Linked DNA regions of Homo sapiens: regions 1 and 3 are each linked to region 2. Evidence: chromatin loops called from intact Hi-C (ENCODE). Cell type or tissue: endothelial cell of umbilical vein. All regions are shown on one strand.

Region 1 (8,000 bases), 420 kb after region 2:
TTTGGCAACAATCGTAACCCTTCCATCCCCCGAAGAATGCAAATTCCACGAGAGCAAGGATCTTGGTCTGGTTTACTGATGATGTAACCCAAGTTCCTAGATCCATGCCAGGAACATGGTAGGAACACAGTAAATACTTGCTGCAAGAAATAATAACTTTGTCCCCACCCTCAAAGAGATTAGAATCTAGGCCGGGTATGGTGGCTCACGCCTGTAATCCCAACACTTTGGGATGCTGAGGTGGCAGGCCACCTGAGGTCAGGAGTTCGAGATCTGCCCCACCAACATGGTGAAACTTTGTCTCTACTAAAAATACAAAATTAGCCAGGCATGGTGGCAGGAGCCTGTAATCTCAGCTACTTGGGAGGCTGAGGCAGGAGGATGGCTTGGACCCTGGAGGCAGATGTTGCAGTGAGCCAAGATGGTGCCACTGCACTCCAGCCTGGGCAACAAGAGCAAAACTCCATCTCAAAAAAAAAAGAGAGATTAGAATCTAAAGGAGGAATCTGGAACACAGTCACAGACACTATGGAAATCAGTTCCAAATACTTTAACCTCATGTGTTCCCAAAGCCTCCCCCGGTTTGCTTTCCTGATCATGTTGATTCCTCTGCTCTCTAAGAACCAGGCCCCTCCCAGTCACCACTGTCTCTGCTTCATCCAGGTTTTTGTTTGATCTCACCTGGAAAACTGCAACATACTCACCTTCTGTGCTATTCCCCCCGAAACCAAAAGGGGCACTTACTAAAAATAAATCAGCTTGGGTCGCTCCCTTGTCTAAAAATGTTTGAAATCTTCCCATTGCCTCCAGGCTAAAATCCAACTCCTATGGCCAAGAAGCACATGCAAAGATGCTTAGCCTCCTTAGTCATCAGGGAAATGCAAATCAAAAGCCACAGTGAGATGCCACTTCACACCCACTAGGAAGGCTGGAATCAAAATAACTAAAAGGACATAATACCAAGTGTTGATGAGGATGTGGAGCAATTGGAACCTTCGCACATTTCCTGTGAAAATGTGGAGTGGTATAGCTGCTGTGGAAGATAATTTGGCAGATCCTCAAAAAGGTAAATACAAAATGACTGTATGACCCAGCAATTCCACTCCTAGGCAGATACCCCAGAAAACTGGAGGCATATATCTGCACAAAAACTTGTACACTAGTGTTCATAACAGCATTAGGCAAAATAGCCCAAAACACCAGAAACAGCCCAAATGCCCATCCGTTGATGAATTCATAAATAAAATGTGACTTATTAGCCAGGCCTGGTGGTGTGCATATGTAATCCCAGCTACTCAGGAGGCTGAGGCAGGAGAACCACTTGAACCTGGGAGGTGGAGGTTGCAGTGAGCCAAGATCGCACCATTTCACTCCAGCCTGGGAGACAGAGCAAGACTCTGTCTCAAAAAAAAAAAAAAAAAAAGTGACTTAGTCTATTTGTGTTGCTGTAACAAAATACCACAGACTGAGTAATTTATAAATAATAGAAGTTTATTTCTCTGGAGGCTGGAAAGTCCAAGATCAAGACACCAGCAGGTTCAATATCTGGTGAAGGCTCGGTCTCTGCTTCCAAGATGGTGCTGTTATATATAAAGTTTTGGTGCCACAAAAGGAATAGCACTCAAATATAAAATTTTCTTTTTAATTCTCAGCAAGACAAGTTACTTCTATAGAAGGGTGTGCTCTTACAGATGGAGCAATGGTGAGCACTCACTTGGACAAGGGAGGGGAAGGGGTTCTTATCCCTGACTCACGTGGCCCCTACTGCTGTGTCGTTCCCCTATTGGGTAGGGTTGGACCGCACAGGCTAAACTAATTCCTATTGGCCAATTTAAAGGGAATGATGGGATAAGTGATTTGGCGGGAATCAGGGCAGAGCAGGTAGCAGGTAATCGGAATAATCGGAATGAGTCAGGGTGGAAAGGTAATCGAAAAAGGTTGCTTTATGAGGAAGTTAAGTTTAAAAGTAGAAGGCAAAGAATTGAACATACTGACATATTAATTCTTTGAAAAGAAATTTAGAACTCATATCTAACAGTGCCTTGTTGCTGCATCCCCTGGAGGGGATGAACACTGTGTCCTCACATGGTGGAGGGGGACAAACCACTTCCCCAAATTCTTTCATAAAGGTTCTAGTCTCTTCCATCCTCACGGCCTGGTCCTACCTCTTAATACTATTGCTTTGGGAATTAAGTTTTGACATGAATTTTGAAGAGGATACAAGCATTCAAACCATAGCTGTGGTGTAGCCATACAATCAAATATTACTGAGCCATGAAAAGGAATGAGGTACTGACCCATGCTACAACCTGCACGAATCTTGGAAACATGGTGCTTGGTGGAAGATGCCAGTCCACGGGCCGCATAGCATATGACTGCATTTACATGAAATGGCCAGAATAGGCAAATCCAGAGAGACAGGACATAGATGAGTGGTTGCCAGGCGCTGAGGGGACTGGGTAATGGAGTGTAAATCAGAAGTAAAATGCTAAGCCCCCTCAGCCAACTGAGTGGACCCTTCCTCAGCTAAGGGCATTCCCAAGTTAACCTGAAAAACTAGTTCAGACCATGATGGGGAGTGGGGGTCAGAGGTCAGACGTGTCTCCCACCTTCCTCCTTTTGGAATTCAGATACAGCTGACCAGCATTAACATTAAAACAAATCTTTTTTTTTTTTTTTGAGGCGGAGTCTCGCTCTATCACCCAGGCTGGAGTGCTCACTGCAACCTCCGCCTCCCAGGTTCAAGCAATTCTCCTGCCTCAGCCTCCCAAGTAGCTGGGATTACAGGCATGTGCCACCATGCCTGAGTAATTTTTGTATTTTTAGTAGAGACAGGGATTCTTTCATGTTGTCCAGTCTGGTCTTGAACTCCTGACCTCAGATGATCCACCTGCCTCGGCCTCCCAAAGTGTTGGGATTACAGGCGTGAGCCACCGCACCTGACTAAAACAGATCTTAAGGCTGATGAAACAGACTTTTTGTAGCAATAAGACACCAAATTCCAAACTAACTCTAGTATAGCATCAGGACAGATAGCAGGTCCTGAATGAAATTAAAGTATTTTACCCCCAAATGTATTTCTTTGACTTATTTTGAAATGGCCCTGCAAAGCTGTCTCTTGTGAGGAAACATCTGCATTCTGTAGAGAATCCCCTTCCCTTTCCAGGCCTTTTCCTGATCCAGGAGAGAATTAACTAAGACTCTGGCATCTTTTTAGGTCTGCGAAGAGCTCTGAAGCCTGCCACCTGGCGGCCTCTGCGTGATGAGACCTTGGTCTCCACAACAGCTCATCTTTTTTTTTTGAGACGGAGTCTCCCTCGGTCGCCCAGGCTGGAGTGCAGTGGCGCAATCTCGGCTCACTGCAAGCTCCGCCTCCCGGGTTCATGCCATTCTCCTGCCTCAGCCTCCCGAGTAGCTGGGACTACAGGCGCCCACCACCACACCCACCTAATTTTTGTATTTTTAGTAGAGACGGGGTTTCACCGTTTTAGCCAGGATGGTCTCGATCTCCTGACCTCGTGATCCGCCTATCTCAGCCTCCCATAGTGCTGGGATTACAGGCATGAGCCACTGCGCCCAGCTAACCGCTCATCTTAACCCGACATTCCTTTCTACTGATTCCAGGTCTTTAGATAAACTCTTTTGACCAACTGCCAATCAGAAAATTTTTGGAATCTACCTATGATCTGGAAACTGCCTTCCCTACTCCCACCTCAAGTTGTCCCGCCTTTCCAGACGGAACCAATGTACATCCTACATGTATTGATTTATGTCTTAAGTCTCCCTAAAATGTATAAAACCAAGCTGTACTCTGACCACGTTGGGCACATAGGATCTCCTGGGGCTGTGTCACGAGCCATTTGTTACTCATACTTGGCTATAAATCTCTTTTATAGCCAAATATATAAATAGTATAGTATAGTATAGTATAAATCTCTTCAAATATTTTACAGAGTTTGACTGTTTTCATTGACAGGGGAGTGATTGCTCACAGGTATGGGATTTCTTTTGGGGTGGTGAAAATATTCTGGAATTGGATAGTGGTGATGGCTGTATAACTTTATGAAAATACTAAAAAAACCACTGAATCATACACTTCTCAAACTCCTGAGCTTAGGTGATCCACCCGCCTCGGCCTCCCAAAGTGCTGGGATTCCAGGCGTGAGCCGCTGCACCCAGCCTGAATCATACACTTCTAAAAGGTACATTTTATAATATGTGAATTATATCTCTATTTTATTTTATTTTTTGTTTCGAGACAGGGTCTCACTCTGTTGCCCAGGCTGGAGTGCAGTTGTGCTATCTCAGCTGACTGCAACCTTCACCTCTCAGGCTCAAGCAATCCTTCCACCTCAGCCTCCCGAGTAGCTGGAACTACAGACATGTGTCACCATGACTGGCTAATGTTTGTATTTTTTGTAGAGATGGGGTTTTGCCATGTTGCCCAGGCTGGTCTGGAACTTCTGGACTCTAGCAATCCACCTGCCTCTGCCTCTCCCACTGCTGGGATTACAGGCGTGAGCCACTGTGCCTGGTCACATATCTCAATTGTAAGCATTGAGAGTGGTTCTCTTCTTGAGGGTGGGCCAGCCAGTGGCTTTGCTCCCTAGTTCTAGCCTGAAGCCTCTGTTCTCTCCCTTGCCCCATCTTCTCTCTAAGGCATGAGCCACCAGTTCTGGTCACACTCACCTCATGGAGCCCATCAGCCCGGTTTCCTAGGCCTTAGGCTGGACCCCTACTCAACCCCAAAGGCCTGGTGTGTGTCTTGCCTTGTGATTCCTCCCGAAGACGTCTCTGTCTTGTTTTCCCTCTAGAATGTCTTTATAGATGTCCTCAGCTGGCCGGGCGTGGTGGCTCATGCCTGTAATCCCAGCACTTTGGGAGGCTGAGGCGGGAGGATCACCTGAGGTCAGGAGTTCGAGACCTGCCTGACTAACATGGAAAAACCCCGTCTCTACTAAAAATACAAAAGTAGCTGGGCATGGTGGTGCATGCCTGTAATCGGGAGCTTGAGGCAGGAGAAGCACTTGAACCTGGGAGGCGGAGGTTGCAGTGAGCCGAGATCTCGCCATTGCACTCCAGCCTGGGCAACAAGAGCGAAACTCCATCTAAAAAAAAAGAAAAAAAAAAAAAGATTTCCTCAGCTAAACTTCTTCTCTCCTTTCCTCCCACATTGTGTAGAGAAGGCCAGCCATTGTAATCCATACAGAAATTTTGGCCCTGAGGACATTTTAAATACAAACATTTTAAACTGAATTATACCAACTCTGCTGAATTTCCATCAAGGACACTTTCCAGAGCCCACTCTATGGAGCTTAAATAAATCCTTGATCAATTTTCCAGAGAACACTGTGAAACTGCACAGTTCTCCATTTTCATTTTTACTTGTTATCATATTTGATTCTTTCCTGCTGACATTTTCTAACAGCGTTTCAGCATAGGCCTCCCGATACCTATCAAGGCCTGTGTCCTTGGATTATAATTTGGTGATTCTATCACCAAGCCATGAATCTCCCACCGAAGTTCAGGGAATAGCACATTTTTTCCTTGTGCAGCTTTTGCCCTTCTCAGTTTTATTTTCTCACATCGTCCTAATATTAACGTTCACTGTGGTTGAATGAAAGACTGATAGATTACATTTATTTCTCAAAGAAGCTAAGTTTTAAATAGATAACGCATGCATGTGGTAGAAAAATGAGAGCAGTACAAAAGGGTGCACAAAGGCAAACCTTGCCCCTCTTGCTGGCCTCTTGCCCACTTGCCCTCTGCAAAGGCTGTGTCTCAGACGGGGTGCCCAGGACGCCGGCTCTGACACGGAGACCCACGGCAGGCAAGAGCCTCTGGGGGAAAGGGAGGAGCAGCAGAGAAAGAGGCGGCTGTAATGCAGTCTCAGGGAAGGCCCAGCCGCCCGGAGGGAGCTCCGGAGCCGCACTGTTCCTGGTCAGGAGTTCAGGAAGAGGGTCTTCAGGCTCTGAGTGGACCAATCATCAAGCAGCCCTTCTTGGGTATGACCTGGGGCAGATTCTTCATCTGGGAACAACTGGCCCATCCTCCCCAGGCCAGGGCCCTGCAGCCAACACTCCCCAGAGCTGCGGGATGCATCCTCCTAAAGGGACCTAGGCAGCTTAGCCCGAAAATCACTGTCACCCACTGTCCCCAAGTTACCTCTGTCCCCTCCCTACCCTTTTTAGCTGAAGACTTATTTTTAATTGTTATTTTCTTAGACCTCTGGAGCACCCCACGCCCCCAGCCTGGGTTAGCTGTCAGGAGCCCCTGTCTCTTCCTTTCCCACTGCAGCGCCGCCCCCTCGCTGCCTCAGGGGGAGCCCACGCAGCAGCGGGGGCAGACGGGCCTCAGCCTCAGGCAGCCTGGGGAGCAGAGCCTTAGAAGCCATGCTTTTTCTTTTTCCTTTTCTTTGAAACAACTTTCTAGGGCTCTGGAGTTATAAAAAGCTCCCATGTGTCACTTTCTGGCATTTGGGCAGCTGCCGAATGCCACCCGGCCTGCACTGCTGTCCTCCCGAGGTTTGCCCCTGGATTGATGGGCTGGGTTTGGCAAAAGCAGCTGGAGGTTATCGAAAATCTGTTGTAAGGAGCATTGTTAACTTAGAATAAAAATCGAATCCAAAACACGCTTTTGCAATACCCCCTCCCGATATCCACCGAGGCAAAGGCAGAATTAAGAAGCAGGGTCTTGAGATGTAGGAAAGGAGAATGAACCCCACGCGGGAAGAGGACAGGCCGCCCTGACTTTGGTCCACTCAGCCAGGGGGTGAGCACCACCTGTCTTGGTGAATGACTCTGAGCCCATCTCAGGTGTGGCTGCAGGTGACACATCTTCTCTTCCTGTCCACCCCCCAGCCCCATGGCGTCCCTTCCTGTCCTGCAGAAGGAGAGCGTGTTCCAGTCGGGAGCCCATGCCTACAGAATCCCTGCCCTGCTCTACCTGCCTGGGCAGCAGTCCCTGCTGGCCTTCGCGGAACAGCGGGCAAGCAAGAAGGATGAGCACGCAGAGCTGATTGTCCTGCGCAGAGGAGACTACGACGCACCCACCCACCAGGTTCAGGTGAGGCAGGAGGTGTCTGCACTGGCTCCCCAGGGCTCTGCCACACCCTTTGCTGCTGTGATCAGGGGCCAGTCCTGGATCTCAAGAAATACAGGGACAACTTTATCCCTCAATGGCTGTACTCCGGAGGAGAGATAGAGCAGAGAAAGTGCCCCTAATGGTTCCCTGGACCTCTGGGTTCACTGTGAATTAGTCCAGCTGGCCTCCATCTGTTTTCATGAAAGATTGAATGAGTTGCCCAGCATCCGTGATGACCTCACGGAGGAATAGTTCAGTGTTGCATAATGGAGGGTTGTGTCCTTTGAGTAAAATTAACTTGGGGACTTGGGGTGGGGTGATGGCTTGTGTCCTAAAGTCCCATTTTATAGATTAAATAATTAATCCTGATGACAGCACCCAAGGCTGGCTGATCATATTTGAAGAGTTTAATATTATTATCATTCCTTTGTGGTCATTACTACACAGCTGTTCAAAGCATGGGATTTGAAGCAGATGGACCTGGGTTCAAGTCCTGGTTCCGCCACTGACCACAGATGTGGCCTAGGCAACTCCTCCTCCCTGTCGCGGTCTCTTGCTCACTGTAATAATGGAGCTACTAACACCTGTTCCCTGGGGATTGAGGCATTAGATGAGACCATGGATGTTAGACTTTTGGTGCTGTGTCTGTGCTTAGAATTGCCCAATGGGGGTAGCTGTTAATAAATGGGGACAGACAGCACATGTGACATAGACTTGGGGATTCTGGAAGCTCAATGTGACTCCTCCTTGGCTACATGAGTAGGATATGGAGTGTAGAAGGTGAGAGGTGACCGTCACATTCTGTCTTGTACTGGTCAGGTTATTGCACCTTCCGCCAGGGCTTTGCTATTCAAGGATGGTGAGCTGGACTGGGGTGGGAAGTGGAGGAACCAGGATGAAGTTGGGAATGGCTCATG
Region 2 (8,000 bases):
CTTCCTACTGCACTCTCAACAATACAAAATCTTCTATGACCTCGGGTTATCAAGAAATGTGTGTGAATTTCTCCCCACCAAAAACCAATCAATTGGCTGGGTGTGGCAGCTCACCCTTGTAATCCCAGCATTTTGGGAGGCTGAGGTGGGAGGATTGCTTGAACCCAGAAGCTTGAGACCAGCCTGGGCAACAAAGTGAGACCCCATCTCTATTAAAAAAAAAAAAAAGAAGAAAGAAGAAGAAGAAGAAGAAGAAGAGGAGGAGGAGGAGGAGGTGGAAGGAGGAAGGAGGAAGGAAGAAGAAGAGGAGGAGGAAAGAGGAGGAAGGAGGAGGAGGAAGAAAGAAGAGGAAGAAGAAGAAATGAAGAAGAAAGAAGGAAGAGGAGGAGGAGAAGGAGGAAGAGAAGAAGAAAAACTACTAAGTTTTCTTCCCCCTCGCTCTCCTCGGATGACAATGCTTTGGCTTTTGTGAGACTTTTGTTTTATTTCGTTTTGTGGAGAGGCTGGTGGCTCTGAGTTTTTTGGCTTTAAATCATGATAATTGTTGCCTCTCCCTTTCCCAGTCATTACACTACTTTATTTTTGTGTGTCATTGCGTTGGCCACAATATCCAGAAAAAAATGTCAAATGATTGCAGTGCCACTGGGATTTATTCCTTGTAGACTGAACTTCAGTGCTTCTAGGATTTCCTACAGCTACCTAGAGAGGATTCTTCTTCATATTCACTCAAGGAATCATTCTACTGCTAATTTACCCAAAGTTTCTATCAGGGGTGGATGTTGACCTTCATCAGATGCTTCTTCATAGGTACCAAATGATCTTTTCCTTTAAAAAGACAGTTTCCTGTCCCCTTCTATCTTTTATTCGTCTTACCCTTCACTGATTTCTCCTTTCTCAGCTAAAAACAGCTGCTCGCGGCCACCTCCTTCCTTCTTGATTTTCTTCCCTCTCCAGCCTCTGAAATGAACGCTCTGGGGCAGCAGACACCACTCTTTTGCCACCGCTCTCTCCTGGAGCCTCCAGCCCACCCTGCCGGGTTCTGCATCGTCCGTGGCCTGGAGAACACCCGTCTCACTCTCATTTCAGGGTGGGTCTCCTGATCTCCTGCCTGGGCCGTGGGTCAGATCCTCCCCTCTCTGCTCCTCCATCTCATGCCAACAAGACCTCAGGTGGTCGTCTTCTGTGGTACCCAGGCTCTTGTCTCTCTCCCTACCCTACCTGCCCAGTAGACACGAGACTTCACTGTCACCCCACATTCAACATTCAGGGTCTGAAACACGGCTCATCCTCTTCCCTTCTCTTCCAGCTTCCCACTTCCCACAGCTCAGCAAGATGGGGAAACACACATGCCTGGGGCCAGGAGCCTGAGGCCTCTTTTTCTCCCTAAGTCCTGGCACTGACACCACGCTTCCCACAGTGCCCTTCCCCTTCAGGCCCAGCAGGCTCTTCCGAGTACATAAGCTCATTCAAGCCTTCCCAGCCCTGATAGCCAGATCATTGTGGTCCCATTTTACAGATAAGGAAGCACCTTACCAGCCTAGGCGTCTAGTAGGCGCAGAGGCCAGGAAGGAGGTGCCCCAGCCGACCCCGCCTCCAGGGCTGGCCGGTTCCAGCGTCTTCTCACCACCTTTGCTTTCTTCCCCAGAGGTGATGGAGTCAGACACCCAGATGCTATGCCAGAGCCCCCTGTCTTAGTGGGATGTTAAAGAATTAGGGGCCAGGCCGCGTGCAGTGGCTCACATCTGTAATCCCAGCATTTTGGGAGGCTGAGGTGGGTGGATCACCTGAGGTCAGGAGTGCGAGACCAGCCTGACCTATATGGTGAAACCCTGTCTCTGCTAAAAATACAAAAAAATTAGCCAGGCGTGGCAGCACGCACCTGTAATCCCAGCTACTCGGGAAGCTGAGGCAGGAGAATCTCTTGAACCTGGGAGGCAGAGGTTGCAACTGAGCCGAGATCATGCCACTGCACTCTAGCCTGGGCGACAGAGGGAGACTCCGTCAAAAAAAAAAAAAGAGGCCGGGTGTGGTGGCTCACGCCAGTAATCCCAGCACTTTGGGAGGCCGAGGCGGGTGGATCACGAGGTCAGGAGTTTGAGACCAACCTGACCAACATGGTGAAACCCCGTCTCTACTAAAAATACAAAAATTAGCCGGGCGTGGTGGCATGGGTCTGTAATCCCAGCTACTCAGGAGGCTGAGGCAGGAGAATTGCTTGAATCCAGGAGGCGGAGGTTGCAGTGAGCCAAGATTGCGCTACGGCACTCCAGCCTGGGCAACAGAGCGAGACTCTGTCTAAAAAAAAAAAAAAGAGAGAGAGAGAGAGGGAGGGCGGGAGGGAGGGAGGGAAGGATTAGAAACCAAGTGATCAGACAGTTTGCTCTGTGGCCCCCCAGCTTCCTCTCGCCGTAAGGACGTGGCTCCTCAGTACCAGAAAAACATTGCTGAATGAATAATGCTGTGGGTATGATATTCGGTTCGGGGCCGGGTGCGGTGGCTCACGCCTGTAATCCCAACACTTTAGGAGGCCAAGGTGGGAGGATCACTTGAGGTCAGGAATTCGAGACTAGCTTGGCCAACATGGTGAAACCCCATTTCTGCTAAAAATACAAAAATGAGCTGGGTGTGGTGATGCGCGCCTGTAATCCCAGTTACTCTGGAGGCTGAGGCAGGATAATCGCTTGAACCCGGGAGGCGTAGGTTGCAGTGAACCGAGATTGCGCCACTGCACTCCAGCCTGGCCGACAGAGCGAGACTCCATATCAAAAAAAAAAAAAAAAAAAATCGGTTCTGAGCAAATTTCGAGTCACTGACAAGGCGGCGGTATCCAGCAGAGGGCGCGCCAGGCGCCAGCACCAGGCCCGAGGACGCCTGGCTCATCCCCAGGCCGGCTTCCGAGAGCCCCGCTAAGTGCAGGCGGATACCCCGGCCTTGGCGGCTGCTTGCCTTTCTCCGTACTGTCCCTGTGAAGGCCAAGATCTGTAACGCTGACAGTCCCCAGACATACGATGGGAGAGTTGCAGTAAGTGCTCTTTAAATCCCCTTTCACCCTTGAGAGTCTACGATTTTCGACGTTTTCCAGGCGATTTTTACTCTGGTCCAGAATAGGTGCGCGGTAATTCCTGGCTTTCGCCACCGGAGGGCACTCCCGGCCCTCGCTTCCCTGCCCCGCGCACGGTCTGCGATCGGCTGGGCTTTTAAGCCTTCTCCGCGCCGGCTGGTCTCCCAGAGAATCTAAACTCGAAACTCTTGAGAGACACCCCAGCCTGCAGCAATCCCAGGGTGTGCTGAAGTCCCCATCGTCCTCCCCTGGAATGTCAGTGAATGAGGAAGGTTTCTTTTTTTACTCACCGCCATCCTCCGCTCCCAGTCGTGGGTAGACCCGGCGCTGGGGCTGGGGGACCCTGAGCAGGTTCCTCACCTGCACCGACCCTCATCTTTAAAGTTGGGGTGCGACCGGGCGCGGTGGCTCAGCCTGTAATCCCAGCACTTTGGGAGGCTGAGGCGGGCGGATCACAAGGTCAGGAGATCGAGACCATCCTGTGGATGGTGAAACCCCGTCTCTACTAAAAAAAAAAAAAAAAAAAAATTAGCCGGGCGTGGTGGCGGGCGCCTGTGGTCCCAGCTACTGGGGAGGCTGAGGTAGGAGAATGCCGTGAACCCGGGAGGCGGAACTTGCAGTGAGCTGAGATTGCGCCACTGCACTCCAGCCTGGGCGACAGAGCGAGACTCCGTCTCAAAAAAATAAAATAAAATAAAAATTAAAAAAAAATAAAGTTGGGGTGCACGGAATGGGCCTCAGTGGCACACCCCAATCTGGAGACACATCATAACTTTTTTTTTTTCTTATTATGTTTTTTCTTTTGAGACGGTCTGGCTCTGTCGCCCAGGCTGCAGTGGCGCGATCACGGCTCACTACAACGTCCACCTCCCGGGCTAAAGCGATTCTCCCACCTCAGCCTCCCGAAGTGCTGGGACTACAGGTCCAGGCCACCACGTCTGGCCCATTTTATTTCTAAATGGCTCATGCCTGTAATTCCAGCACTTTGGGAAGCCAGGGCAGTCGGATCACTTGAGCCCAGGATTTTGACACCAGCCTGGGCAACATAGTGAGATCCTATCTGTACAAAAGATTTAAAAATTAGCCGGTCGGGCTGGGCGCGGTGGCTCAGGCCTGTAATCTCAGCACTTTGGGGGGCCGAGGCGGGTGGGGATCACCTGAGGTCAGGAGTTCAAGACCAGCCTGGCCAACATGGTGAAGCCCCGTCTCTCCTAAAAATTAAAAAAAAAAAAAAAGCCTGGCGTGGTAGCAGGCAACTGTTACCCCAGATACTCGGGAGGCTGAGGCAGGAGAATCACTTGAACCTGGGAGGCGGAGGCTGCACTTAGCCGAGATCGCACCACTGTACTCCACCCTGGGTAACAGAGCGAGAATGTCTCAAAAAAAAAAAAAAATTAGCTGGGTGTAGTGCCATGCGCTTATAGTCCCAACTAATCAGGAGACTGAGGTGAGAGAATAGCTTAAGCCCAGCATCAAGGCTGCAGTGAGCTGTGATTGGGCCACTGCACTCCAGCCTGGGCAACAGAGCAAGACCCTATCTCAAAAAAAAAGGAAAGAAAATACAGGCTAAAATTTTTTTTTTTTTTAATTTAAGGTTAGGGCCAGGCGTGGTGGCTCACGCCTATGATCCCAGCACTTTGAGAGGCCAAGTCGGGAGGACAGCTTGAGTCCAGGAGTTCTAGACCAGCCTGGGCAACACAGCAAGACCCTGTCTCTATTTTTTTTAATTAATTAATTAAAAGTCAAATAAAATGAATTGAAGGTAACCACTAACAAGATAATATGGAACTACAGTCCTCAGTATCTGAGGAGGCACTGGTTCTAGGACTCCCATACCAAATCCATGGAATCAAGTCCCTTATATAAATTGCTGTAGGCCGGGCGTGGTGGCTCATGCCTGTAATCCCAGCACTTTGGGAGGCCAAGGCAGGTGGTTCACTTGAAGTCAGGAGTTCAAGACTAGCCTGGCCAACATGGTGAAACCCCGTCTCTACTAAAAATACAAAAATTAGCCTGGCGTGGTGGTGCACATCTGTAATCCCAGCTACTTAGGAGGCTGAGGTGGGAGAATCACTTGAATCCGGGAGGCGGAGGTTGCAGTGAGTCAAGATTGGGTCACTGCACTCCAGCCTGAGCGAGACTTCATCTCAAAATAAATAAATAAATGAATTGGTGTAGTATTTGCATATAACCTACATATACTTAAATCATCTTTAGATTACTTATAATACCTAATACAATGTAAATGCTATGTAGATAGTTGTCCTGCTGTATTGTTTTTTATTTGTATGATTTTTATTGTTATATTTTTTCCTGAATATTTTTGATCTATGGTTGGTTGAATCCCATGGGAATGGGGAGCCAATTGTACTTGGGAAAAAGAGAAGAAAACACTTGATCAGCATTGCAAAGAGAGGGAAAGAAAAACCAGAAAACAGCCGGGCCCAGTGGCTCACGCCTGTAATGCCAGCACTTTGAGAGGCGGAGGCGGGCGGAAAATGAGGTCAGGAGTTCAAGACCAGCCTGGCCAATATGGTGAAACCCCGTCTATACTAAAAAGTACAAAAATTAGCTGGGTGTGGTGGCTCATGCCGGTGGTCCCAGCTACTCAGGAGGCTGAGGCAAGAGAATCGCTTGAACCCAGGAGGCTGAGGTTACAGTAAGCCGGGATCGCGCCACTGCACTCCAGCCTGGCAACAGAGCAAGACTCCATCTCAAAAAATAAAATAAAATACAATGAAAAAGCATTTTGAAACATATCACTATCACAATACATTTGAATGGATGAATCTCTTCTATTACAAGACCAAAAAAATGTTTAAAACATGAGATGCATAAGTTCTTTTTTTTTTTTTTTTTTTTTTTTAGATGGAGTCTTGCTCTGTCACCCAGGCTGGAGTGAAGTGGTGCAATCTCGGCTCACTGCACCCTCTGCCTCCTGGGTTCAGGTGATTCTCCTGTCTCAGCCTCCCGAGTTATTGGGATTACAGGCGCCCACCACCATGCCCGGCTAATTTTTTATATTTTTAGTAGAGACAGGGTTTCGCCATGTTGGCCAGGCTGGTCTTGAACTCCTGACCTCAGGTGATCTGCCTGCTTCAGCCTCCCAAGGTGCTGGGATTACAGGCATGAGCCACTGCACCCAGCCAAGATGCATGAGTTCTTAAAGTGAAAATGAAGTGTTTGCAAACATAGTCTGATCAGGGAAGGCAAGGTCAAGTGAAATATAAATTTTCACTTCAATTATTTGTTAGTTCCTTCCTTTATCATTTTGTTGCAGTGCCTAAGTGTGCCAGGCATGGTGTTGGGTACCAGGGATTCAGAGATGAATTGACTAAAGCCCCCCTAAGTGGCCCCCCAGTAGGAAGGATATCTGTCTTGACCAGAGTTAAACCCAGAGACAGCCAAGGAGGAAGTCTCGGCCTCCTCACCTGAGCCACACTCAGCCTCTTCCACTCCCAAAGGCCTCCTGCTCCTTCACCTTCAGCCCAGCCCAGGCATCTCCCTTGATGCAAGACTCACCCAAGATGAGACGGAAACAGTCCCGACACACAATCAATCCTCACCTTTCTGGCCTTACCTTTTGGCACACAACACAAAAACTCCAGGTGTGCCCTGAGGCCTCTGCAGGGACCCGGCCAGGGGAGTGGTGGCTGAAGCTCCTCCGGGTCTCCTTTCTCAGAGGAGAGAGTAACGTGGGAGAAGCACCGTTTGCCTTTGATACTTACCAAGGTCACTGTGGTTGCTCCCTGTGGAATGACAGGGGCAGCGTCCCCAAAACACTGGCTCCTTCTCCAACCCTCACACATGCATTAAACCCCAAAGGTGAAAGGAGAGGGCTCAGGGCACAGCGCCTGTCCCGCCACATACCAGGAGGGGCTGGGTAGTCCTTGTGGGTTCTCCAAAGCCCGAGTTGGGGAAATGGGGACCCTTCAGACAGGGTTGCCTGTGTCTGTCCCTGTTTGTTTATATCACAGCAGGTTTGTTCTGCAAGGCTGAGGCCCCAGGCCCACCTGCCATCAGCTCCTTGTGGAGGTTGGGTGTGGGAGTGCCCCTCTGGGGACGGAAAGCCCTCCCATCCCTGAGGCTGGGCCTATCTGGGGAGTAGGGGCAGGTGAGCTCCTCCAGCCACTGAGGAGAGAGGGCCTGGTCAGGACCCTGCCCCTGTCATTCCACAGGGAGCAACACACAGGTCTCTAATAAAAACACAAAATTCGCCAGGTGTGGTGGCACATGCCTGTAATCTCAGCTACTCAGGAGGCTGAGGCAGGAGAATCACTTGAACCCAGGAGGCGGAGCTTGCAATGAGATAGCACCACTGCACTCCAGCCTGGGCGACAGAGTGAGACTCCGTCCCCCCGCCCCGAAAAAATATACTGGGCTGGCAGGGCATGGTGGCTCACGCCTGTAATCCCAACACTTTGGGAACCTGAGGCAGGTGGATTGCTTGTGCTCAGGAGTGCGAGACCACCCTGGGCAACATGGCAAAACTACGTTTCTGTAAAAATTAAAAAATTACCTGGGTGTGGTGGCATGCGCCTGTAGTCGCGGCTACTCAGGAGGCTGAGGTGGGAGGATCATCTGAGCCTGGGGATGTCAAGGCTGCTGTGAGGCATGATCGCACCACACACTCCAGCCTGGGTGACAGAGCAAGACCTGACTAAAAGAAAATACTGACATTAAGCTGGGCACAGTGGCTCACGCCTGTAATCTCAGCACTTTGGGAGGCACAGGCGGAAAGATCGCTTGAGGCCATGAGTTCGAGATCAGCCTGGGAAACATAATGAGACCTCATCTCTACAAATTTTATTTTTACTTAGCCAGGCGTGGTGGTGTGCACCCATCGTCCTAGATACTCAGGAGGCTGAGATGAGGGGATCCCTTGAGCCCAGAAGGTTGAGGCTGCAGTGAGCTATGATTGTATTACTGCATTCTGGCC
Region 3 (8,000 bases), 840 kb after region 2:
AGCCTGTGGTCTGGCCTGTATTTCTCTGGGAGGAGTCAGTGGGGTCTGTGTATTAGGAGCCAGGGGCTACTCTGATGTGAACCTCGGCCAGCTCCCTGCGTGTCCTTGGCGTACATGCCAGGGTAAGAGGAACATGCTGCTCGTCGTTGGTCCTGTGGGTGTCTTCTGTGTTGCTCATCCCCACTCACAGCCAGGCGCAGTCGGAGAGCAGTCACAGATGGCAGCATTCCAGCCTGCTTCCGCAAAGGCAGTACTCCCACATTTTCTGTAGAAAGACTTCTTATCTGAATGGTGGAGGATTGCATTCACTAGTAGGCTGATCAAGATATTTTAATTTTAATTTTACTGTTTTTTGAGACAAGAGTCTTGCTAGGTTACCCAGGCTGAGTACACTGGTGCAATCCTGGCTCACAGCAGCCTCAACCTCCTGGGCTCAAACCACCCTCCTGCCTTAGCCTCCTGAGTAGCTGGGACTACAGGTGTGTACCACTATGCCCAGCTAATTTTTTTTTTTTATGTTTTGTTGAGCCTCACAAAACTTTTAAAATGTTTTGTAGAGTGGTCTCACTGTGTTGTCCAGGTTGGTTTCAAACTCCTGGAGCCAAATGATCCTCTTGCCTCAGCCTCTCAAGAGTGTTGGATTACACTGCCTGGCAAAGAAATAATTTTAGTTAAAAAGTGGGGAAAGTGGAGATATAATACGTCTGTTATCACAATGCACCAAGCAGGCTGAGGTTGTTATTAAACATGGTACCAGGGGTGTTGGAGGAATGCTGTGAAATGGCTGTGGGCAGGGCAGGTTACACAGCTGAACTCGAGAATAACGAAATATTCATTTTGGTGTGCAAGCAAAACCCCATGTTTCGTAGTGGGAGTTAAGTATGAGATGGGATGATTTAGGAAGCCCCCACAGCGGCGTAAGGGGAGTTGAGTCGTCATTTACCATTTCTGGAAGCAGCTCATCTCACACAGCTCACAGCAGAATCTGGAGCTACTGCTTCATGTTCCAGTTCCTGGCCTTGACCTGTCACCTCTTCTCCCGAGAGCAGGGGGCCTTACAGGTGTCAGTGTTCTGTGTGGAGCCTGGGCTTGGTGCCGCATCACCTATGCCTGTCTGTCTTCTGAGCACTCATTCTGGGTCAGACACTGAGCTCGAGGCAGGGTGCGCAGGTGAGCCAGGCGGGGAGTGCAGATGCAGGGAATGGGTAGGAGCACACGCAGGGTCCCCCGGCACTTCAGTGGGGGTGACACAGCTTCTCTGGGAACCCGGTGGGGGCAGGGTCGCAAGTCAAACTGGGCGTCCTTCCACGTCTCCCCGAGCTGGCATCCGAGGAGCTCTAGTGTTCTGAAGGCTGCAGGGAGGCGGGAGGCTTCTGGGCTGAGGGCACCGCTTGTGCAGAGGCGAGGCAAGAGGGAATGCAGTGGGGCCAGGCCAGGCAGCAGCAGAAAGGTGGCACCTGCCGTCAGGGAGGGCTGCGGGTGCTGGCCAAGAGGTTCGACTCCTTCCTGCAAATGAGGGGCAGCCTCATAAAGCAAGGCCCGTGGCCAGGCTCGTGTTTTAGAAAGGTCTTCCTGGAACTCATGGGGAGCTTTCAGGAAGGGTGTCAAGGTGACTGAGGCTCCTGTGGGACTCTGCGAGAGCACGGTGGTGACCTGAGCGGGTGGCTGGGTTGGGTGTGGAGGAGAGGCTGCCAGGAGGGGCTGGGTCGGCTGCAGGCTGAGAGGAGGTGGGTCTGGCCTCTGGACTGGGTTGGTGGTCGAGCTACCATTCTCCGAGTAGGGATGTGTCCTGTTGGATGTGCCCTGGGATACCAGAGTGGTGTGTTCTGGAGGACAGGTGCAAGTGTTGGCTTTCAGGAGTGGCCTGGGGGCTGTTGATCCAGAGTCACCTGTGTGGTCCTTGAAACTGGATGTGGTCACACAGGAAGAGGATGAGGAGTGAGCAGAAGCGGCACTGGTCTCCTGAGTGGGGACGCTGCTGGGCAGGGGCAGGGGGAGCCCAGGAAGGAAGGAAACCGAGGAGTTAGGAGGGTAGGAGGCGTGGGTCACATCACCGGAGGACTGAGTGGGCCCAGGCATATGTGCTGCAGTGGGGACACGCAGCCCGCAGCAGGTCAGGCAGCCTGGGGCTCCAGGGTGACCAGAACAAGGGCCAGGGCGGAAGCCAGACTGTGGCCCAGGGCCGGGGAGTGCCAAGACTGAGGGTGCAGGGTGATGCAGGCAGCCCAGAGGGCATGCTGGGAAGGCTGGCAGGGGCCACATGTGGATGGGGCAGGGACAGTGACGCAGGGTGGGCTCACATGGTTAGGGGCCACGGCAGGCTGTGCCCGTGAGCCTGGCAGGGGATGCAGTTTTGGCCCACCACTTTGCCTGTGATGTCTGCAGAGCGTGCAGTGGCTCACCAAGCTGAGTGGTCTTGTCGCTGGGTGGGGCGTGGCTGGTGGGAGCAGTTGGCTGGACCCCAGTGCTGCTGTCGTCCCTTTGACAAAGTGGACCCTGAGTGGAGGCGGCTGGTGTCACGTGGCAGGGCCTGTGCGTGCTCTGCCTCTGGTGCAGGTCAGCCATGAGGAGCACAGGTGGCCCCTCAGCCCCGTACTGACAAGCCTGTCATTTGTCCTGTGGAATGGATGTCATTTCACGGCCTTTCTCTTTTCTCTGCAGCTTACGGTTATTCCAGAAGTTTGACACATTCCGGATTCTGGTTTGTGGCGGGGATGGAAGTGTTGGCTGGGTCCTCTCCGAAATCGACAGCCTCAACCTTCATAAACAGGTACCAGGACAGGAGGGAGCCCAGCCAGGAGCAGAGAGGGTGCGGAGGTTAGAGGGAAATCATGCAGTCTCAGCTCCTGTTCATCTCGGAGCACCTGTTCTCAGGCCAGAAACCATTGGTGGTTTTGGGGAGTGTGCAGTTTGGTGGCCAGGGCAGAGAGGGGAGAGCCTGGGCCACCCCCTGGCATTGTGGAGGCCCGGGGGCTCTGGCCATGATGTATGAGGGGGACCTGAAGGGAGCTACGAAAAGAATTGCCCACAAAGGACCCACATGGGGAGCAGGGCTGGGTGGGGCTGTTGCTTTACTGGGTAATTTTTGTCTTGAGGCCTCTTGCTTGTGAGAAGGGGACGGCAGTATACTTGAGTTTCTCAAGTCAGAGTCATGGTTCATTGGACTTAGTTTTTTGTATTAAAATAAAAATAGATTTTCCTGATTGTGTATAAAAATGTTCATATAGTCATTTAATTTCCACACCAAGCCACGGCCTCCCCAGGTGATCAGCCAGTGCCAACATTTTGCTGTCTCTGACCTCTCTTGATCACAGTACATACAATGCACAGTGCACTTGTAATTTAAACGGGCTATTCTGTTACTGCTTTTGTTGTTGTTGTTTTTGTTTTTGTTTTTTTGAGGTGGAGTCTTGCTCTGTTGCTGGGCTGGAGTGCAGTGGTGCGATCTCGGCTCACTACAACCTCTGCCTCCCCGGTTCAAGTGATTCTCCTGCCTCAGCCTCCTAAATAGCTGGGATTACAGGCGCACGCTACCACGCCCAGCTAATTTTTGTATTTTTAGTAGAGACAGGGTTTCTCCATGTTGGCCAGGATGGTCTCGATCTCTTGACCTCATGATCCGCCCACCTTGGCCTCCCAAAGTGCTGGGATTACAGGCATGAGCCACCGCGCCCGGCCTGTTACTGCTTTTAAAAAACCACTAATTAAGATGTTGCAGACACCTTGTGCCTGTGTCTGTAAGTAGGCATCTGTGTGTCGTTTTCCACTGGACACACCCGGGAGCCCAGGGCCAGCTCACCTCCATGTGTGAGCACGGAGATCACTTCCCAGTGGTCTCCTCTCTGAGCGCACCCAAGCTTAAGTATTGAAATGTGCTGACAAACTGCCTTTCCTCAGGGCTGTGCCAGCTTCCATGCCTGATGCCTTTAAAGCTGTCTTTCCCCGTGCACCATCCAAGCTGTTCATCTCTTTAGTTTTTGTCCAGCTAAGTAGACCAAAAAATGTCTGACCTTTACTTCTTTAATTCCTGGTGAAGTTGAACGCCTCCTCAGTTGGTTATGAAGTTTTAAATAAATCACCTGTTCATATTTTTTTTTGCCTCATTTTCTCTTTGAGTATTCACCTTTTTTTCCTTTAAAAATGGGTGTGTGAGGATTATTGTTACATTAACTTCTTATCTGTCACTGCAGATATTTTTTTCCCGGTTTGTCGTTTGTCAGTTCAACATCCTTTTTGGGGGGTGGTCTTTTCTTTCATGATTTTTGTCAACGTCTGTCATATTTGCAGCTGCCTACACCCCAAGATTAAGATTTGCATCTGTATTTTCTTATGTTTATTATGGCCCCATTTTTAAAAAATTCAGTCTTCTGTGTGACGTGGATGTATTTTTCAGTGATTCTGTGGTGCCTACCCAGCTCTGCTCACTTGGTAGTATTTCCAGGTGGGTGGATTTGACAGCTCGGGCCGTGAGGCCAGTGGCTCAGGAGGAGAAGTGGTGCCGCCTGCTGGTGGATTAGCATAGACTACTCTAATTTTTGATTTTGTGTATTACTTGCAAGTTCACTGTCACTAGTTAGGAAGACAGTGGAACCTTGTGGCTGATTTTCATACGTTCAGCCAAGGTCAGCACACATTTCTCTCCCCTGCGTCTCTTTGACACCTGATGTGGTGGCCATGCCTTCGCTGGGCCCCTGCCGCCTCGGGGTTTCTTGTCTTCCTGGCTGCTACTGCTCCATGGTGGCCTCTCCCTCCTTACCCTTCCCTTAACGCTGTGTCCTCAGAGCCTTGCTGGGGCCTCTCCTCCTTCGCTTTTGAACGCTCAGCGACTTGCAGGGCTTCTGCTGTCGTCTCTCTCCTGGGGGCGCCTCAATTGATAGCTGAGCCTTGGGCCTCTCTGGATGTCTCCTAGTGCCTCGAGTTTCCAACACTACACCACGTTCAGCCCCCACCCTGCGTTCCTTTCCTTCGAGTCTGAAAACATCATCCATCTAGATGTCTGAGCCAGGAAATCGGACAGTTGTTCTTGGTTCGTCCGTCTCTTCCTCCTGCCTGTTTCTCACTAATTGTGTCCTCAGTCCTGCCACCCACAGTACCCTGGCCTCTGTCCATCTGCAGCTCACCCAGGCGACCTTTCCCGGGGCATTTCTGCCTGTGCACCCCCCAAGCACGATGCTTCTGGGAAAAGTCCAGACCTTTAAGAGTCCCAGCTTTGCCTCCTGCTTGCTTCTCTGCCTGTCTGCCTCCTGTTTCCTCGCTGTCCTCCTCTTCACTGAGCTCTGCCTTGCCCCCTCCCAGTGGTGTCTCCCTGCCTGGAGCACCATCCATGCCTGCTGTGCGCTGCTCTCCTTTTCCTTTAAGGCTCCAGGAAGCCCTCGCGGAGTCCTCAGACCCTCTGGGCACCCTTCAGCACTGGGTTCTCTCCATCTAGTGTGTCGGCTCCGGTGTCCTGGCCTGCTCGCTCCTGCCTCCCCTACTGCCAAATGTCCCCTTGGTGAGGCAGGACCTTCCCTGGTGTTTGCTGTCCCCACAGGCGGCAGGGCCTCAAGCATGGTCACCTCCACCTGGTGGGCAGAGGGCTGTACGGTGCTGTAGGCTGGACCACGGCAGGTTTCCTGCCTCAAGGACAGTAACGCCTCCCCACACACTCCACCGCAGCCTTCATGGCCCTGGTCACTCTGTTGTCAGAGTCAAAGGCTGGTGAGCTCTGGGCAGTGGGCATTTTAAGAGGCCTCCTAAGCAATGGAATGGTGTAGTGGGATCTCATTGGAGCTCTGAAATGGGAATCCAGGTGGAGGGTGAGGCCTGAGTAATGCATGAGGTCTCTTCCTGGAACAGCAGGCAGGCGGGCAGAGGCTGAGCTCTGGCAAGGCTCCAGGGTAGCCTCCAGACTGAGGATGGTCCTGGCACCTTTTTTGGATAGGATTTAGAGGAGAGAAGTGATACTAGTGATGTTTTTGGAAGAAGAATTTGGCATTAGTGAGTGAGATGCTGTAGTGGATGGAGGGACGGGTGGCGAGGCATCAGAGTGATTCCTTGGGGCTGTGGTCACGGTGGTGAAAATGGGAAGCAGAGGGATTTGGGAGACAGATCAGAGAGGGTGTGAGGGGCTGACCATCAAGATGTGATGACAGCTGAGAGATGGACCTGTGGCTCATCCATTTCTCCCAGAAGCAGCATCTTATCTCAAGGGCAGTCATGTTTCTGTCTCATTGCCAAGGAAAATGCCATCTGTCCCCTCCAGTGGGCTCTGCCTGTAATGTGTAAGCTGCGTGGTTTTAGGTCACGTCCCCACATTGCTAACGTAACCCTCACGGTGGGGGACAAGGAGGGCTGCGGGCTGGGAAGTGGCCCCTGCCCCCAGGTGTTTGCCTGCGCATCGTCCCCCATGTTTCCTTAGTGTCAGCTGGGAGTGCTGCCGCTCGGCACAGGGAACGACTTGGCCCGAGTACTGGGCTGGGGCTCAGCCTGCGATGACGACACCCAGCTCCCCCAGATCTTGGAGAAGTTGGAGAGAGCCAGCACCAAGATGCTGGACAGGTGAGTGGGGATGTGCTCCGGTGCCGTATGAGGAGACTTTGAGAGACAGGTCCCTTTGACCAGGTGTTCTTAACCTGGGGTCTGTGGAAAACATGGGCCCTCTGAAATTATTTGTAAAGATTTGACCTGAGTATATATTCGGATAGTCTTTGATATTTGGTCAGATTATGACAAGGATAAAAACAAAACAGGTTAAGAACCAGCCATGCCCTAGGATGATCCAGTCTTCCCAGAAGGCCAAGCCTGAGTGTGTCAGGGCCGTGGAGAAGGCAGCTGTGCCATCTTTGGCTGCTTCAGCCCGAGATCTAATACCCATCGGAAGAATGCTCCTTGTCGTTTACTTGAACAGTTTCATTTTCTCATATTCTGTTCCCAGAAGAAGTTTTGGGAAATTATCCTCTAGTGCCTAAAGCCACTGTGACACCTTCCCTGAGTAAGGTACTGTTGTCCCGAGTGACACACTTGGCACTCACTGACCACATGCCTGTGGCACATGGGGTGCTGATGAGATGCCTCCTAGCCTTCCTAGTTGCTCCCAGAAGCCTGGAGTTCTGAGCACAGTTGTGGTTTTGCAATGCCCCCACCATTTCAGGCCTCCTCTGTGTGCCTTGGGGCCTGTGAAATGCTCATCTCACTGGGCCAGCTGGCTGAGCCATTTGCAGCTCTCTTGAGGAGGGTAAATCCATTTCTCCCAGAAGCAGCATCTTATCTCAAGGTAGCCATTTATGGGAGACCTTCCTCTCTTTATGGAGCTGTACTGCCGTTAGTTGTGGAGTGCAGACATTTGTTCTCAGCCAAGTTATGGGACAGAGTCAAGACCAAGGGCCTAAAAATGAAGTCAGAAACGGTGTAAAGATCAAGGCTGCCAGCCGTGAAAGCGGACGGCGCAGGGTTCACCCTTGTGGGCCTGCACGTCTTGCCGCCTGTGCAGCTGACCTTGTGTGTGCAGGTGGAGCGTCATGGCATACGAGGCCAAGCTCCCCCGGCAGGCCTCCTCCTCTACCGTCACCGAAGACTTCAGCGAGGATTCCGAGGTATTGCTGGCCTGTTCTTCACACCCTGCTCGCATGCTGATGTGATCAGAACTGTCCTGTCAGCGGTTTGCATCACCTCCCTTGCAGAGACGCCTCCCCTTTGGTGTTGGGGTGTCACAGTCAGGCCTGCGGAGGCGCAGGGTGAACCCATGGCTGAGAGGATTCTCACTCCCCTTGGCAGGGGCCTTTTGGGCTTTGTGACCCTCTAGGGGCTTCCTGGGGTTGTCATAGGCCCTGCCGGGTGGTGGGGTGGTCCTCCTAATGGCCTTTCCACCCTGTCCGTGCATCTCCTCAGCTGCGCAGTGAGCCCCAAACGGTGCGCGCCCGTTCCCTCCCCCGCCGCGGTGCCCACGTGCCTGGAATGCTCTAGCCGGCTCTGCCGCGGCTCTCCCCTAGCCCCCCGGCTCCTGCCCCGTCCCACCTCTCTGT

The links. Peaks named below come from ENCODE experiments on the same cell type or tissue, not always from the same donor. Only the 100,000 strongest peaks of a DNase experiment are listed, where the experiment ranks them.
Region 1: it touches region 2 in a loop (4-fold over the local background); 10 of 110 quality-filtered maps call a loop at or near these places.
Region 3: a loop joins it to region 2, with 8 times the contacts of the local background. A loop is called at or near these places in 6 of 110 quality-filtered maps.

Annotation. Positions count from the first base shown.
Region 1 is chr2:233,025,808-233,033,807 of GRCh38, forward strand. NEU2 (neuraminidase 2) reads left to right here and starts at 6,865. Exons shown (of 2, transcript NM_005383.2): 1 at 6,865-7,065. The coding sequence starts at 6,865. In endothelial cell of umbilical vein, a CTCF peak has its summit at 3,238 (motif pointing left); a DNase peak (open chromatin) is centred at 3,234.
Region 2 is chr2:232,603,152-232,611,151 of GRCh38, forward strand. It overlaps LOC105373929 (a long non-coding RNA gene), which reads right to left. Exons shown (of 5, transcript NR_187951.1): 2 at 7,581-7,648. It also overlaps a transcript of EFHD1 not described here. Among named protein-coding and RNA genes, the nearest start is that of EFHD1, 26 kb to the right of the region's middle. RefSeq lists enhancers at 2,675-2,724, 2,765-2,934. In endothelial cell of umbilical vein, a CTCF peak has its summit at 3,091 (motif pointing right); a DNase peak (open chromatin) is centred at 3,000; H3K4me3 peaks cover 359 bases; H3K27ac peaks cover 249 bases; H3K27me3 peaks cover 185 bases.
Region 3 is chr2:233,439,226-233,447,225 of GRCh38, forward strand. It overlaps DGKD (diacylglycerol kinase delta), which reads left to right. Exons shown (of 30, transcript NM_152879.3): 10 at 2,662-2,770; 11 at 6,398-6,537; 12 at 7,487-7,571. Among named protein-coding and RNA genes, the nearest start is that of DGKD, 89 kb to the left of the region's middle. RefSeq lists enhancers at 4,354-4,463, 4,484-4,533. In endothelial cell of umbilical vein, a CTCF peak has its summit at 4,501 (motif pointing left); a DNase peak (open chromatin) is centred at 4,496.